Linked DNA regions of Homo sapiens: region 1 is linked to region 2. Evidence: chromatin loops called from intact Hi-C (ENCODE). Cell type or tissue: Caco-2. All regions are shown on one strand.

Region 1 (8,000 bases), 160 kb after region 2:
CAACACTACTTCAGCAGTCATGATATAGATGAGAAAAAAAAAATTAACAAAAATTATGCCAAAGGCTTTGTTTTAAACCATGAAATAGATGTCAGGTGGATGTCTCCCAGCAGAGGACAAGAGGAACTCTGGAGGCCTCATATTGTAATATTCAAGAAGATGCCAACAATGGGTTGAGTTGAAGATTCAAGAGAGAAACTCAAATTCATCATTTAACAGTCTCAGCTGGAGAGCAACCCTTTCGGTTTAAAATAAACTAATGAAATCCCTAAGGACAAATATCACTATGATATGCACAAAAACAGCACATTAATGCAACAAAATGATCTATACAGCCAGTTCAATGCACTGAACCAAATTCAATATAATTATATTTTAAAACTGGGACTCGATTACATTTAGACCTTCTAGTGAGGTAAGAAAAGGAGATGAAGGAAAGAATGAGAAGGCAACCTTCATACAACTTTTGGAAAAATGACTCTCCATCTACAAATCTTCTCCATTCCTAAGATGCAGGAAGAACTAAAATTATACTAATCCTTACATTTCTAGTAATAAGTTTCAAACTGCAACTATTATTGGCTTAGACTCTGACCCCTTTAGAAAAAAAATACCAGGAAGCATTACTGTAAGGAGTAAACGCTGTGAAAATTTCTAGCTAAAAGAAGAAAAAAGTTGCTTTTGAACAATGCATTTTTAGTATTTACCAAAAGAAAAATAAACATTTCAAACTCAACTGCAAAAATCAGAGGCAATTTTTTAAAGCGGATATGTCTAAATATTACCATTTTCTCTCAGGAAATATTTCTCAAAAGGACCTTATGAAAAATAAATATCCTAACGTATGTGGAAATGCACACACATGGCCTCAGCAGTGGGATTAGAAGCTTTTCCTGAGCTTATCTGAATAGTGACAGCAATACATTTTTCCCTTTGCTGGTAAGCACCTCAGTACTTCCTTTCTCGATCTCATTCTCTGAGTAGCCTGCACACCTTCATCTGATTTTGGAGGGCTGAATTTAAGGGCTTAGAGTTACTGACAAATATTATTTTAAGTCTCCTTTTTTGCCATATGCTAAACATATGATTTCTGATTTCAGCATTAGGGAGCAAGTATGAAATGTAGTGAGAAAGAAAAAGGAGAACAATAGAGATATTTTTTCTTTCCTCATTAGCCAGTATAAATGAACTATCTCCATTTTCCTCTCTTAAAATGTTTTCCTTTGACAACTTTCCTTCCCCTACTCGGTCTTCTTAAGAGAAAATATCATAAGGTATTTCTAGAGAGAGTTACTATTTGTTAGGCTTCACACATAAAGCTGATTGTGAGATGAGAAATGAAGGCAGCTCCCTTTGAGTACATAAGAACTAGAAGGCAGGAGCTACTGAATACGAATACGGTTTTTTGCCTTTTTCTATTTGATTTAGAATGGATACAAGCGGCCTCTAGGACTGATTCATGGAAGGTCAGGCAGAGTCTCCCTGGATGCCTGGAAAATTGTTTCTCTGTTTCCAGGACCAAAGTCTGGCCGCCTCATCTGTGAAATGGGAACAGTGTCTCCAGCATTACAGAGCTATTGTGGGGATTGAAGTGATGCCCCTAAAACACTTAACCCAAATGGCTGGCACAAACAGGCATTCAACAAACACTAGCTATCATTGGTTATCAGTTTGATGACATTCTGGATTTTTGTGTGTGGGGGGTTGTTGTTATAAATTACCTAAATCAGTCTAAATGTGAAAAAAAAGAACATGTTATTAATTTCAGCAGATACTGATTTAGGATTTTCTAGGTGCAAAGCAAGGTGTTAGCAGTTGTGGGGCATCAAGGTGACATAAGACCCAGTCCCTGCCCTCAATCCATTAGCCTTACTGACTAAGTGGGGTGTTTCTAAACCTCCTTGTTCTTCAAATAGGTGGTTCTGAGATTCCAAACAATTCTCTTCATCTATGTGGGCCCCAATGTCTTCTGAAAAGAGTATGTGTTCAACTCAGAGGTGGAAAAGAAGAACAGCAGAACTTGTCACTCAGGCTGTGGTTTAGAAACATCACCCAGTAACTTTACTTGAAGCTTAAACTGAGACAGTTCAGATTTTTGGCTAAATTTGCGGGAGGCATTTCTTTTCATTATCACAAAGTTATTACCCTTAAGTGGAGCTTTCATTTTTCTATAATTACGGAAAGAACAGGGTGACCATTGCTAAATTTATGCAATGGAATTAATTTATTTTACCTTTTTCATGACAAACTATCAAAATCAAGTTGATGGAATAATAAAACATATTTAAATTTATTTTTAAAACTCTTGTCATTGCAAATATCTGGTAGGAGCTGATCCATTAGGTCTGCTGAACATGCTTTGGGAGAAGGGCTCTCGTTCTAGGCTATTTTTACTCCCATATGGCTTACCTTGGGAGTGCTCAGCATATTGTAGGCACTTAATGAGCGGTAGCCAACTTTATAATCAATTAACTAGATTGGCTTATTTTTAAATTGTCTACCACTTTCTGAAAACAAAACCTCCTCATCTCAATTTAATAAAGACTTACTGAGCATGGCAACATGGCAAGGCATCAGAATTCCAACTGTAACAAACTGATACCTTGAAAGGGTTCTAGCATTGCTAATCCAAAACGTATTTGCCACGAGATTATTTAGCCAAAGAAGGACTTAGAAGAGGCAATAAATGATACGTGGGATACCATAACTATTGCTAAAAGTGACTCTAAATTCGTACCTAGTAAGTTTGGGCAGAGTGGTTGTTCAAGCATTAGTATCCTGTAAGGAATGGACAAACAGGCTAACATTAGATAACACAAGTCACAGTTATTTTTGGGAGTAAGGAAATGTTGGTACCCTTTTGTCAATACCCATTTAATGAGGGAGACTATAATAAAGGAAAGTTTTAGATAAATTTCATTAATTTTAGTGGGCAGAAAAAATAAATGCTGAACTATTTATTTCTACAGGTTATAGTAACTATTCTGGAAATTTTTAAGACCAGATTGAATACTTGATTTTCCACGATAAGGACAGAGAGCATCTCAGTGATTCTCTTTTAACAACAGTGTAGTTCTCTGCACTCAATCAATATTTGGCTATATCTATTCCCAACTGGCAGTCAGTCTGGTTTGTGTATTCCCCCATTTTATTATATCTTTACTAATCACTATTTAGTGGAGGACAAAGAGGCACTACAATATTTGAAATGAGAGTGATATTAAAGCATTTGACCACCAGTGCAGCTTTTCATATATACAGCCATAAAGTTGAAAAATATTATTCTCAAAATAAACCAAATTACATGTCATAAAATTGCCTACCAGTTCATTGAACCATTCGCACACTTTCTAAACTGCTTATTAACTTTAAAAAAGTTATTCCCTTTTGTTTGATGTGTCTGCCAGAAGTTGACATAGGGAGCTGCCGTAAACTTTTCCAATGACTTCCCCCATTAAACTGAAAGTCATTAAGTCTCAAGTTTCTGGCACTTTGTCCTAACCAGAGCAGAACTGTGTGAGGTGCCTCTTTCTCGTGGCCAAGTAGCACTTTGATATCAGCTCTTCCCACATGAGGTGGGTCCTCAGAGTATCCACCTCAGACCTAATCACTCCTGAGGATCACCTGGGTGCCCCACATAGCCCTACAGCCACCTCTGCTTCTGCCTTGGTCTGCCCAGCAGTTGCCTTTGACTCCAGTGTCACCTCTTCCAAACAGTATCATTAGATGACTCAATGTTTCAATAAAAATATAATTTATAGGTACCAGCCAGCATCAATGCAGTTCAATATTTTAACAACCAGTACAACTATGTTGGGTATTTACCAGTTGAACATCAGCCTTTCCAGACATTCTGCTGATAAAGAACAGAGAAAAACCAAACATTGGACCCTAAACACTAGTAAACAGAGATTAACACATACTTCTGAAAACTTTAGAAATGAGACCTAATCCAGCACAGGAGAACCACAGACATGAATGCAGAGAATGAGAGAGGCTTTGTACAAAGTCATCAGGAGCAAAGTTGCATCTCCTCCTCCCATTCCAGCTCTTTACTCAGGTCATCAGGACTCTAACTGGCTTTAAGAGGAATGCTTTGAGCCAGAATCTGTCAGCTGCCTTTCTAAGTAGAGCAGGTGGGGTGGGGAAAGAAGGTAGATAATCCAGAAAGCTAACAAACAGCAAGAAATTGGTGGGATTCTTTCTCTTTTATCTGACGCTGTGTCTGCTGACAAGAGAAAACCAAAAGTGTAGAACTTTCTAGATAAGGACCCCAACATCCTTTAGATTGCCAACATGAGCATCATTCTTTTTGTTGCCAGCGTCCTATTTACATTAAGTATCCACCACTTTCAAAAACAATCCCATACATCATGCAGACTCCAAAGGCAATGTTTGTGCTGCTGGTCCTAAAGTTGCTTAAGGAAAAAAGCAGTTTCTGTTGCCCTAGATAGGCAGCACTTTAGGCTGCAGTTTGAGAAATTAAATGTTCACGGCCTTTGGCGCTTCCAGTTCCATTTGGAAAAGGACACAAACCTGGCATTTGGAAAGCATTTGCTCTCCATTAAACTTACCGAACCTTGACAAACCAGAAGGGCCAAGAATTAGTCTGCCACTGGCCAAGGCTGGACTTTCCAAAACTGATAACAGCAATGAAAACAATAGCACTGCCATTTATAATCTTCAATGGGATTCTGTCAAATTTTAACCCAAAAGGATCTCACAATCTGAAAAGAATCTCAAGCTTTGTTTTATAGGAAAAGAAGAAAATGTTTGAGCACAATCTCTTTTTCTACTGCTTCATGCTCAGAATTGCCCTTTTAGCCATAGAACAAAATGTGAATGTCTCCACCTCACCTTCACTTTGTGCTAGGGTAAGTTTACTAAGGTGACATTCAAGGACTGGGGAAGACATAGGAGGAGGAGTGAGTGGTCATTAGGTCAGAAGTGTTCCACCAGCCAAATGTCAAGTTCCCTAAACTGTTAACAAAGTGAAGTTAACACCAGCCCAGTCTCTTTGGCCCTGACAGCATCTAACCTGCATTCATTAGCACAAACCACAAAATTTAGTAGGGCAGGAATTTTCCCATTCTTTGGCCTAAGATAGAACTCAAGTCACGATGCACAAAACATTTGATCTGCTTTACTAATATATGGCATCATCTGGTTTGTATGATTCCCTATTTGGAAACAGAAAATGGGACTTAAGATAGCTTGGAAACCAAGAATTAGGATTCTTCATTTCTAGCCCTATATTTTCACTACTAATTGGCACAGCCCACATTGGATTACAATAAAAATCATGACTGATTTGTTAAGTGTCAAAATTTCACTCCCCATCTCCAACATTTATAACGCTAAGTACATTTACAAACAGCTCTTTAAGTGAATCAACCCCCACTATAAAGCTTGCAAGACAAGATAAACATTGAGTCTCTACTATGGGCAAGGAATGAAGGCAAGCTGGTGAGGTGAAGTAAAAGTCAGATATATTCTAACCCTGACTAAGCCTTTCAACTGCTAATACTAATCAGGGTTACTCAAGAATTTTCTAAGCATGAGGTTGATGCATTCTCTCTGTGTTCTGTATTTCAAGATGGGAGACAGAGTAGGAGAGAAACAGTCAAGAGAAGATAGATGAAGGGAAAAAGGTGAACACTCACACACTAAATAATAATTTAATATACACTTACTTAAAAAAGCAGATGAATCCTACCTCGGAGATGCCAATTCTGCAAGCAAGGCTGCCAATCATGTGCCCCAGTCATCAAAAATAATATCCTTGGAGTGGAAATCCCAGCTGTATACATTTTACTTTCCCTACAAAATGCTTCATTTTTTCCAAACAGTTTCCTCCTTCCATGTGGTTGCCCAGACCAATTCGTGTGCTTATTGGCATGTTATGAAACATGGAAACAATTAGAAACCACATTCTAGGGAACTAGAATGACTTGCTACAGAATCAATGAACTACGCAAAACTTGAGAGGATTTGGCAATAAAGATGGAAACTAGGGAAAAAAAACCACTAACAGTATTTCATATTACACAGTACATTCTACAACAGCTTTAAACTGATCTGTGTGTTTCAGCAGAACTCATGCTTTCCCTTCAAAATCTCCAGCTTCTATCATTGTTTTTTTGTTTTTGTTTTGAGATGGAGTTTCACTCTTGTTGCCCAGGCTGGAGTACAATGGTGCAATCTTGGCCCACCACAACCTCTGTCTCCCGGGTCAAGCGATTCTCCTGCCTCCGCCTCCTGAGTAGCTGGGATTACAGGCGTGTGCCATTATACCTGGCCAATTTTGTATTTTTAGTAGAGATGGGGTTTTTCCTTGTTGGTCACGCTGGTCTCGAACTCCTGACCTCAGGTGATCTGCCCGCCTTGGCCTCTCAAAACGCTGAGATTACAGGCGTGAGCCACCGCACCTGGCCCGTTGTCTTTGTATTTCTTTATATACCCTAATGAAACTCATATGAAATATTCAACTTATACTTTTCCTTCAGGGTTGATAGCTGAATGTATACACCAGGCAAAGAGTCTTCTCAGTTAAGATTGGAATTCTTTAAAGGCCACATTTGAAGGGAAGTAATAGCATTTGAAAATCAAAGAACTCATGTTTTCAAATAATCAACTTAAGTCCTAAGTCATAGTTCACACTTATAAGGGTTTCTTTAGCCATGCAAACACTAAGAATGATCAGTTCTCAAAACAGATGCTAGTGAAACTTCTAATACCTGCTAAGGAATCCAGAAGCCTTTTGTCTCAGTGAGCTGTTCTAACTCACCAAAGGTATTAATACAAGCGCTGTTGATAAACCTCAGACCTGAGCGACAGCTTAAGAGTGAGCCAGCCAGGCACGGGCTGGCTCAAGCCTGCAGTCCAAACACTTTGGGGGGCCAAGGTGGAAGGACTGCTTCAGGCCAGGAGTTTGAGACCAGCCTGGGCAAAAAAGTGAGACTCTGTCTCTACAAAATCTAAAAATTAGCTGGGGGTGGGTGCTGTGCACCTGTAGTCCCTGCTGTTCAGGCAGGATTGCTTGAGCCCAGAAATGTTAGATTACAGTGAACTATGACCACACCACTGCACTGCAGCCTGGACAACAGAGTAAGACTCTGTCTCTAAAAGAAAAACAAAAACGAGTGAACCAGGCTGTGGCAAAACAGAACGCTTGAAAAGAGAGATGGGCTCTAAGGCAGGACAATTTCGTAGCACCATAAAATAACCAAAAAAGGGGAGAGGGGATGTAAAACTGAACAATAAGGAAACGTATCTTCAGTGGCACTTATCACTACATGTAACCCATGTCTATATCACTTATGATTTTCATGTTGTATTATAGTCAATGTAGCAGCCGGAATGTTCTATTTTGGTCTGTTCCCCGGCTGATCTCTATTCTGGAGATCCTGTCCTGGGGGAGAGCAAGTAGGAAAGAATCCCATGGTCTGAGCTCCTCTCTCCTCTTGAATAAAATGCATGGGTGTGCCACACTGGGAAACGTGGGCATAATTAACCATGTTCAGGGACATGGAGAGGTTGGTCAGGATTCATCGTCAACCATAGAGAAATAAACTCTTTTCATTTGGGAACACAGAGTGAATTATTTGGAGGCTATCTTTTGGGGAAACTGAAGTTGTCACTGTAAAGCCCCCAACTTCTTTACCAAACAATACCATTTGAGACTCACTGAGCCACCTTGCCACATCCTTTATCTCAGTCAATACCCACAATAACCCTTCCGCATAATCCAAAAAAGGAAAAATGAGAATTTGAGGAGTCAAGTAAACTTGCTCATTGTCACACAGCTAGTAGAGGCTAGAGTTGGTATTTGAACTCAGACATCTGACTGCAAAGTGCCCTACTTGGAACTGTCCCATAGCTGTCCTCTCTCATGGTGGTATCCCCATGCAGTCCTGCGTAATATCAAGCTATCTTCTCTTCTCTTTCCTTTTCTCCCCTCTTCCCTGCTGCAAATCTATGGTCAGTGGCAGTCTAGCATA
Region 2 (8,000 bases):
CTTAGTATATCAATACATTGTCAAAGAGGACTTTTTGTAATTAAACTCCCACCCCATTGCACCTAGATTCGTGGTCATGTTCTGGATTTATAAGTGCAGCTTTTGAATAACATGGCTTCAAATAAAATGTCTAGGTAACTTTAGAAAAATTTTTATTTCTGTCCATTTTACAGTAATATAAACTTTTCATCCAGCCCCTTAAAACTAAATCCTTATACTGTTTTGCCAATCCATAGTTCAGAAAACTTTAGTTTTAAGGATTGGAAATGTATTGAGTAAGTTTCCCTGACACTGCAATTGGCTGTTTACATGCTCATTAGGTTTACTTCTCAAATGTGCTGTGAGTTCAAAATTACTTGTACCTTATAAATATAATCAGCAAATGCTACTGGGGGATGAAAGAGTTTAGGACAACAAAAACTAGCATGCTGTAGGCTAAAGAATTCTGTCTTGCATTTGTCTTTCCTCCCAGTGGAGAATAAACTCCCAGTTAAAAAAGACTAGCATGAGAGTTTTGTCTTATTTCCTCATAGGATTCTTAAATCCATTAGATGTATTTAATCATGGCAATTGTTCCTGGAACATCTCTGAGTATAATCAAATGAACCAGTGTTCCAGCTTCTAAAGTTATTCTGAAAAAAAGGCAAACGTTCACAAGATAGATATAATCAAAGATTTCACTTTTTCTTCATGAATCTAACTAACCTAGGGATTCTTTGTAGCACTGAATTCAAGGTTTAGTATGTGGCCATGGGGAAAGAAATGGAAGTTCCACATCAACAATGTTCAACCTCCAAGCCAAAGCAACCCATTTGGCCACTTTATTCAAATACTTTGTTAGCCTAGTAAAAACATATAGGATGTCCAAGTTACTTGCTCAGTGGTTTCCAGGTGAGGCTGACCATCAGAATGCCCTGGCAAAGTTTCTTTAAAACACTGAGATTCCTAAGGTCCATCCCAGCCTTAGAGAATCAGAATCTCCAGGGATGGGGCCAGTGAATTTCATCCTCAAAAGATTCTGATTTGCAGCTAGGTCTAAAGACCAGTGGAGTAAACCACCATTCCCCAGCTACTGGTCCAAGGACACTGAGGAGTTACTTCAATGTCTTTTTTTGTATTTCCTTAAATTTTGATTACTTAATTCCTTTTATGAGCCTGCACAAGAAATAGAGTATGGCAAGTAATAAATTGCCTACCTCAATAAATTAACTCCTGTTCCCTACTCCTTAATAATCAACAATATCACCATTATTTTCTGATATCTCAAACCTACACATTTCATCTGCTAATAGTGACATATTTGAACATAATTAAAATATTGAAACCCTTCTCTTCCCTGTTGGTGAGTTGCTCAAGATTGGATTATTTTATGCTCCTGGAGCATATTTTATAGTTGAAGAATATACATTCTATTGAAAAAAAAGTTTTTAAAAAGTGATGCAATTTTATGTAATAATAAGTTCAATAATAACAATAAGTTTTTAAAAACAAGATAAGGGAAAAAAAGTAAGAAAGATAAATGATGACAAGTTTCAGGAAAGGCCTTTCTGAGGAGGAGACATTTTATATGACAATTCCAGTGCTGAAGATACTGTCTGCTATATTTTTTGAACCTGAGTAAATATTAGTTGAATGAATGAATGAATGACAAGAGTAAGGCCTCATAAGAATCTATGGGCTGAGCCTATACAATAATACAATCTTGGGATGTTCTAGGAATAGCACTGTCTAGGAACAGCATCGACTAGGAGAGATGGGCGGGGGCCCAACAAAGTGGGGCCTGGAGGTCTTGATAAAGAGTTGAGACTTTATTCTATGTACAGATGGGGATTTAGAGAGTTTCAGTCAGATAAGTGATATGTTTATGATATGTTTATGTTCTATGATATGATATGTTTATGTTCTATATGTTTATGTTCATATGATATGATATGTTTATGTTCTATAATGATTACTCAGGTTGCTGCGAGGAAAATGGAAAGCAGAGAGATGAGACAAGAGGACATTGCCAGGCTTTAGAACAGGGTGGAGGTTGTAGACTTGGAGAAAATGGCTCAGATTCTGGAAATAGTCAAAGGTGAAACAATGAGTCTTGCTAATGGAGTGGCTCTAGGAAGTAAGAGAAAGAGAAGAGTCAATGATTAACACATACATTTGGTTGGAGACCCTGGGTTGATGGTACAACCTACCTAACGAGGTCAGGAAGACTAAGGAGAAGCAGGGTGGGGGAGGGTAGAAAATCAAGAGTTCTGTCCTGGAATGGAAAGCCTATCAGACTTCAAGTACAGATGCTGACTGAGGAGTTGGATTTACAAGTCTGAAGCTCAGGGCTCTGGCTGGACAAAGGGATGTGGGAGTGATCAGCATAACATACACTTGGACTGGCCTTGCGGCTCCAGCTTGCCTTTTCCGCTTCCTTTCCTCTCCTCTTCATAACTACTCCCACCTTCCCTCTTCTACTTCCTCCCAACTCTCTTCCTTTGCCCCCTCCTCTGCTATATTAGATGCTCTTTTAGAATCCATTGCCCTCTTTTTTTTATCCTATATTTTTTCACCACGGGATGTGTTATTTCTGGCTTAGAAATATACAGTCACAAGAGAAGATTTGAATTCTACTGTATAACTCATTAAGTCACTTGCTGCTCTCTGGGCCTCAATTTTCTCATGTGTGAAACATGCAGTCAGGTTATATCAGTGGATGAGATGACAGCAGGATGCCCAGACACTAATCCTGCTTCAAGCCTTGTAGATCCGATTTTGTTGATACCATCGTTGTTGTTGTTAACAATGATGTTTAGATAAAATCCTACTGAACAAAAGTGTCCGTGAGCAGAAATGGAAGTTTGGAAACCACTGGCTTAAAATGATAAATGATCTTTAAGTTACTCTCTGTCACTGAATTCAATTTTCCATGTGACTAATGTGGGCTGAGAAAATGTAAGCAGAAGTGATTGGGGTTTAGGGTCTAAAATTAAGACTCAGTATTATGCACTGTCCTGACATCTGGTAAAATCAGTAGGGCTTCAAAAGGCTTAATCCCCAGCTCCTCTCCCCTCTCTGCTCCCACAGATAAGGTGCTCAAACCAAACAACACTTCTTATCAAAGGGAACACAGACAGACCTGTGTTTCCCTGAATAACAGGTTTCATTGCTTGCTACCCTGTGAAATTATTCAAACAAGTCAATCACTTCCTCCTGTGTGAATGAAGGGGCACCTCATCCTCTGGACACTACACTATCTGCCTCTCCCTGCCTTTGCTTATCCACTCCATTCCCAAGTACAACCCCCAGGTGGCCCTCCATCATGTGCAGTGTCCTCTACTCCAGGCTGTGAGTATAACCAACAAACTGCTGTCAATCTCATCTGTCCAGTGTCAGGTGTTGTGTATCCTGCCATCTCCATGACCCTAGGGAGGGAAGATGAAAATGAGGTGGGCTGGGCATGGTGGCTCACACCTGTAATCCCAGCACTTTGGGAGGCCCAGGTAAGTGGATCACCTGAGATCGAGAATTTGAGACCAGCCTGGCCAACATGGTGAAACCCCATCTCAACTAAAAATATAAAAATTAGCCGGTTGTGGTGGTGGGGGCCTGTAATCCCAGCTATTTGGGAGGCTTATTTGGAGGCTTAGGCAGGATAAAACCTTGAACCCGGGAGGAGGAGGTTGCAGTGAGCCGAAATCACCCATTGCACTCCAGCCTGGGTGACAAGGGCAAAACTGCAAGCAAGCAAGAAAGAAAGAAGAGAGAGAGAGAGAGAGAGAGAAAGGGAGGAGGGGAGGAAAGGAAAGGAGAAAGAAAAAAAGAGAAAAAGAAAGAAGGAAAGAAAGAAGAAAAGAAAAAAGGAAGGAAGGAAGGAGAGAGAAAGAGAGAGAAAGAAAGAGAAAGAAAGAAAAAATGAGGTGAATAGGAAGCCATGAAAACAGTAATGCAGGACACTTTTTTTTTTGAGATGGAATCTTGCACTGTCACCCAGGCTGGAGTACAGTGGTGCCAACTCCACTCAATGCAAGCTCTGCCTCCCGGGTTCACGCCATTCTCCTGTCTCAGCCTCCCGAGTAGCTGGGACTACAGGCACCCGCCACCACACCCGGCTAATTTTTTTGTATGTTTTTAGTAGAGACGGGGTTTCACCATGTTAGCCAGGATGGTCTCGATCTCCTGATCTCATGATCCACCCACCTCGGCCTCCCAAAGTGCTGGGATTACAGGCATGAACCACCGAGCCTGGCCTTTTTTTTTTTTTTTTTTTTTTTTTTTTTGAGACAGAGTCTCACTCTGTTGCCCAGACTGGAGTGCAGTTGTGTGATCTTGGCTCACTGCAACCTCTGCCTCCCAGTCCAAGCGATTCTCCTGCCTCAGCCTCCTGAGAAGCTGGAATTACAGGCATGCACTGCCACGCCCAGCTAATTTTTGTGTTTTTTTTTTTTTTTTTGGTAGAGACAGGGTTTCACCATGTTGGCCAGGCTGGTCTCGAACTCTGGACCTCAAGTGATCCACCCACCTCAGCCTCCCACAGTGCTGGGATTACAGGTGTGAGACACCACAGGACACATTTGTGTAAAAGTTTTAAAAACCGGCATGTAGTTTTGCCCCTCTCTTTTTTCATCTGACATCACAATGTCCCAGACAAAGGGTACTGTTTTAGCCTGAGCCTGATTGAAGAGCTGGAGCCAACCCTGAGAGGCAGTCACAGAAGTGAGAAACCAACATTGGTTGGTACAAGCCCCTGAGATTTGGGGTTTTGTTTTTTGTTACCTTGGAATAATTTAGAATAACTTAACATAACTTAGCCTAAACTGAGTTGAAAACAGATTTGTACTGGGGAGCAGAGGGCAAGTGCAAGTAGAGAGCATGTAGACACTAGGATACCAGGAGAAGAGGAAGGGGGAAGGGGACAGGAATTATCTTAGTACTGTACCTAGTACAGATATTTTGTACTCATTTCTTTTTACTTTATCTTTATGACAATCCTATAACTAGGATCAATACTTAGCTCTTCTCTTAGAAGAGACAAAGAAACTAGTATCAACCAGCAAGATGGGATTTCCCAACTTCAGCAGTCCTGACCTTCTGAGACAGATAATTCTTTGTTGCAAGGGGAGAAGGGCTGTCCTGTGCATTGCAGGAGGTTTAATGCTCTTTGGCCTCCTCCCAGTAGCACCTCCCAGATCATAACAATCACACATGTCTCTAGACAATGCCAAATGTTTCCTGGGGGACCAAAAGACCCTAGTCGGGAACCACTGCAGTAGAGTCCTGAAATCAGACAGAAGTCCACCTTGCTTAAATGTCTATGCCATTTCCATGAGGCCCTCCAGACAGCACTGAAGGTATGCAAAGAAGGAGGACTTGGCCCCCTCTTGACCTAGCCTGGGCCCTACCTGGCCTGTTTAGTGGATCAGGATGGAAGACAGATTCTCACTTGCCTCACTGACTTACCTGAGCTGTCATCTGGCCCTAAACAGCACAGCGCACACTGTGCATATGCTCCATATCCTGTTACCAAATAGCTGAGCTGTTCTTCCCCACAGAGGATGTTCCTAATAAATTATAGGTCTGAGCGAGTGATGAGCCTGAGGAAGGGTCATGATGAGTCTCTCTTTACTGCTATTAAGAAAAAATAAAACCGTGGTTAACCACATGGACCATATGGGGAATAAATCAAGGAAACTTAAATATGTACTAGGAGGAATTTCTGAGGCCAGGAAATGCAGCTCTAGCTTGCTCTCCTGCCAACCTGTGAAAAGACTCATGCTTGATGCATGGTGAACTGTGTCCTGTGGCTGTCAGCCAGGAGACTTCTGGTGAGGCCACGGGCATGAACAAAACATATGTCCATGGGGCCTCCTCCTGCCTCCCAATTAAGGGGCAGAAATAACACTCCACCTCATTGGGCCTTGGGAAGGCAGGCTAAGACTCCAAACATTAATTACCACAATGTCAAATGGTTACATCTTTCTCACTCTCTGAGAAGGAAAAGCAATAGGAAGCCACCAGTCCTTGGAGCCCCAAAGTGGTGTCCTGTTCTGTTCTATACTTAAAAGGACAGACTCGGCCAGGCACAGTGGCTCACACCTGTAATCCCAGCACTTTGGGAGGCCAAGGCGGGAGGATCACGAGGTCAGGAGATCAACAGCATCCTGGCTAACATGGTGAAACTCTGTCTCTACTAAAAATACAAAAAATTAGCCAGGCGTAGTGGCACACACCTGTAGTCCCAGCTACTTGGGAGGCTGAGGCAGGAGAATCGCTTGAACCCGGGAGGCAGAGGTTGCAGTGAGCCAAAATCACGACACTGTACTCCAGCCTGGGTGACAGGCTCAAAAAAAAAAAAAAAAAAGGACAGATTCCCCTCCCTTTTTCTGTAGCTATTTGGTGCCAGTTTGCCCTTCTCTTTCTTGAAAATGATGTCAGAGCTAAAGCGCATGCTCCCATCAGGGCAAATGCTTACAAGAAATGAAAACTCCACAGTCCATGAGGCCTGAGAGAAAAGATGCTGCTTTGTCCCATACCAAGTCCCTGCTTCTATCTAGCCCCTCCAAATGTCCTAGCTCCCATTCCATCTTCCTCCTTCAGCAAACCAAGGGTCCTCAAGCAAAACACCACGGGCACATAGACTACAATGGCCACCCGTGCTCAACACCTCAACGATGCAGTCATTTAAACTTAGACCTTTTTAAGATTAGCTAGAATTACCCTAGCTATGATGATTAACCCACAGATTAAGAAAATGGGTTAGAACCCAGTACCCTTCCCCACCTACTGTTACTCATTTCATTGTAATTCATATAGTTGTAAAGTTGGTGATACAAACCTTGCATACAGAGGGACTTGTTTGATTATATATTTTGAAGAATAATTCAAACTCATTATGATATATATGTGGGGAGGGGCATCTCAAGAATGTAAGTCTAACCTATAATCATGCATCATTATTGTGTATTTCCAAAAGAAAACAGCTAGCACTCTCCTGGGGAATTGCTACTGCCTGGTGAAGGACTTAGGAGAAGCAGAGTCAAGACAGGGTGGCATGTAATATAAGGTTCCCACTGCAGCATTGTAGCTGACAGTGAAATCCCTAGGTTGCTCAGTGATGTGTTTCTGATAGTTTGCATTTTGGTTAACTGTCATTGCTTAAATGTGTGCATGCAAATGTACAGAATTTCAGCTGTCTTAAGTTTTCTAGTTTGAGGATATGTTTAATCCTCTTTAAGGATAAGTAATTTTTATTATTTTAGAGTCAGTCTTCTACAGTGTAACAGCTTCCATTCATTTACGACGCATTTGCTATGGGTGGGCAGCATGAGCTCCAGGCCATTCTTGGTTAGAAGGGGGTTTTTGAAGAGGGTCTTATTGCTTAAGCAGGTTACTTCCTTAAATAAAATAAGTGAAACATTCTCAGGCCTTGGAAATTTATCTATGTTTGATGCAATTGCACCAAACATATGGGTCTTTAAAGGATGCCTAAGGATCTAATGTGTTTATCGGAATGTTGAATATGGATGTGGTATGTTTCTGTGAGCCCTAGATTTTAGAAGGTTCATAGTGTATCTTTTTCCAATAGCTATGAAACTTGATTCTTTTACTTTCGTTTGTTTGTTTTTTGTTCTTTGCTTTTGTGTGACTTTCTCTCCTACCCTTAAATGAATGTCATTTCTTTGAATTTCCTGCTGCAATAACTGCTTTGATAACAAATGAAAAAGCAAAGAGGACCTTGGGTTTACTCTCCCGGGTTGGACTCAGTTCCAGTAAATTGCAGCACTTAAATCTACTGATTTATTGTACACTTTTCCATGTCTACATGGCAAAAGTCCCTTATAAAGAGAAGCTAATCCACTGTTTATTGTTCTGGTTTTTTGTTCATATTTTAGCAATCTTAATGTTAATCTCAGATTGTCTATGTCAATAACAAATCAATCACCTGAAAATCAATCATTAAAATAACTTGTAAAAAAGTTTTGCATATAAAATGACCTGATTCTTCAATAAATCCCCAT

The links. A loop is a pair of places that touch in the nucleus more often than their neighbours do. Peaks named below come from ENCODE experiments on the same cell type or tissue, not always from the same donor. Only the 100,000 strongest peaks of a DNase experiment are listed, where the experiment ranks them.
Region 1: a loop joins it to region 2, with 3 times the contacts of the local background. A loop is called at or near these places in 2 of 110 quality-filtered maps.

Annotation. Positions count from the first base shown.
Region 1 is chr9:8,378,392-8,386,391 of GRCh38, forward strand. All of the region lies in intron 37 of PTPRD (protein tyrosine phosphatase receptor type D), which reads right to left. Among named protein-coding and RNA genes, the nearest start is that of PTPRD-AS1, 480 kb to the right of the region's middle. In Caco-2, no CTCF peak of the experiment used is centred here; DNase peaks (open chromatin) are centred at 3,610, 4,070 and 4,590.
Region 2 is chr9:8,218,963-8,226,962 of GRCh38, forward strand. No RefSeq gene overlaps it. Among named protein-coding and RNA genes, the nearest start is that of DMAC1, 420 kb to the left of the region's middle. RefSeq lists a silencer at 4,867-5,161. In Caco-2, no CTCF peak of the experiment used is centred here; no DNase peak of the experiment used is centred here.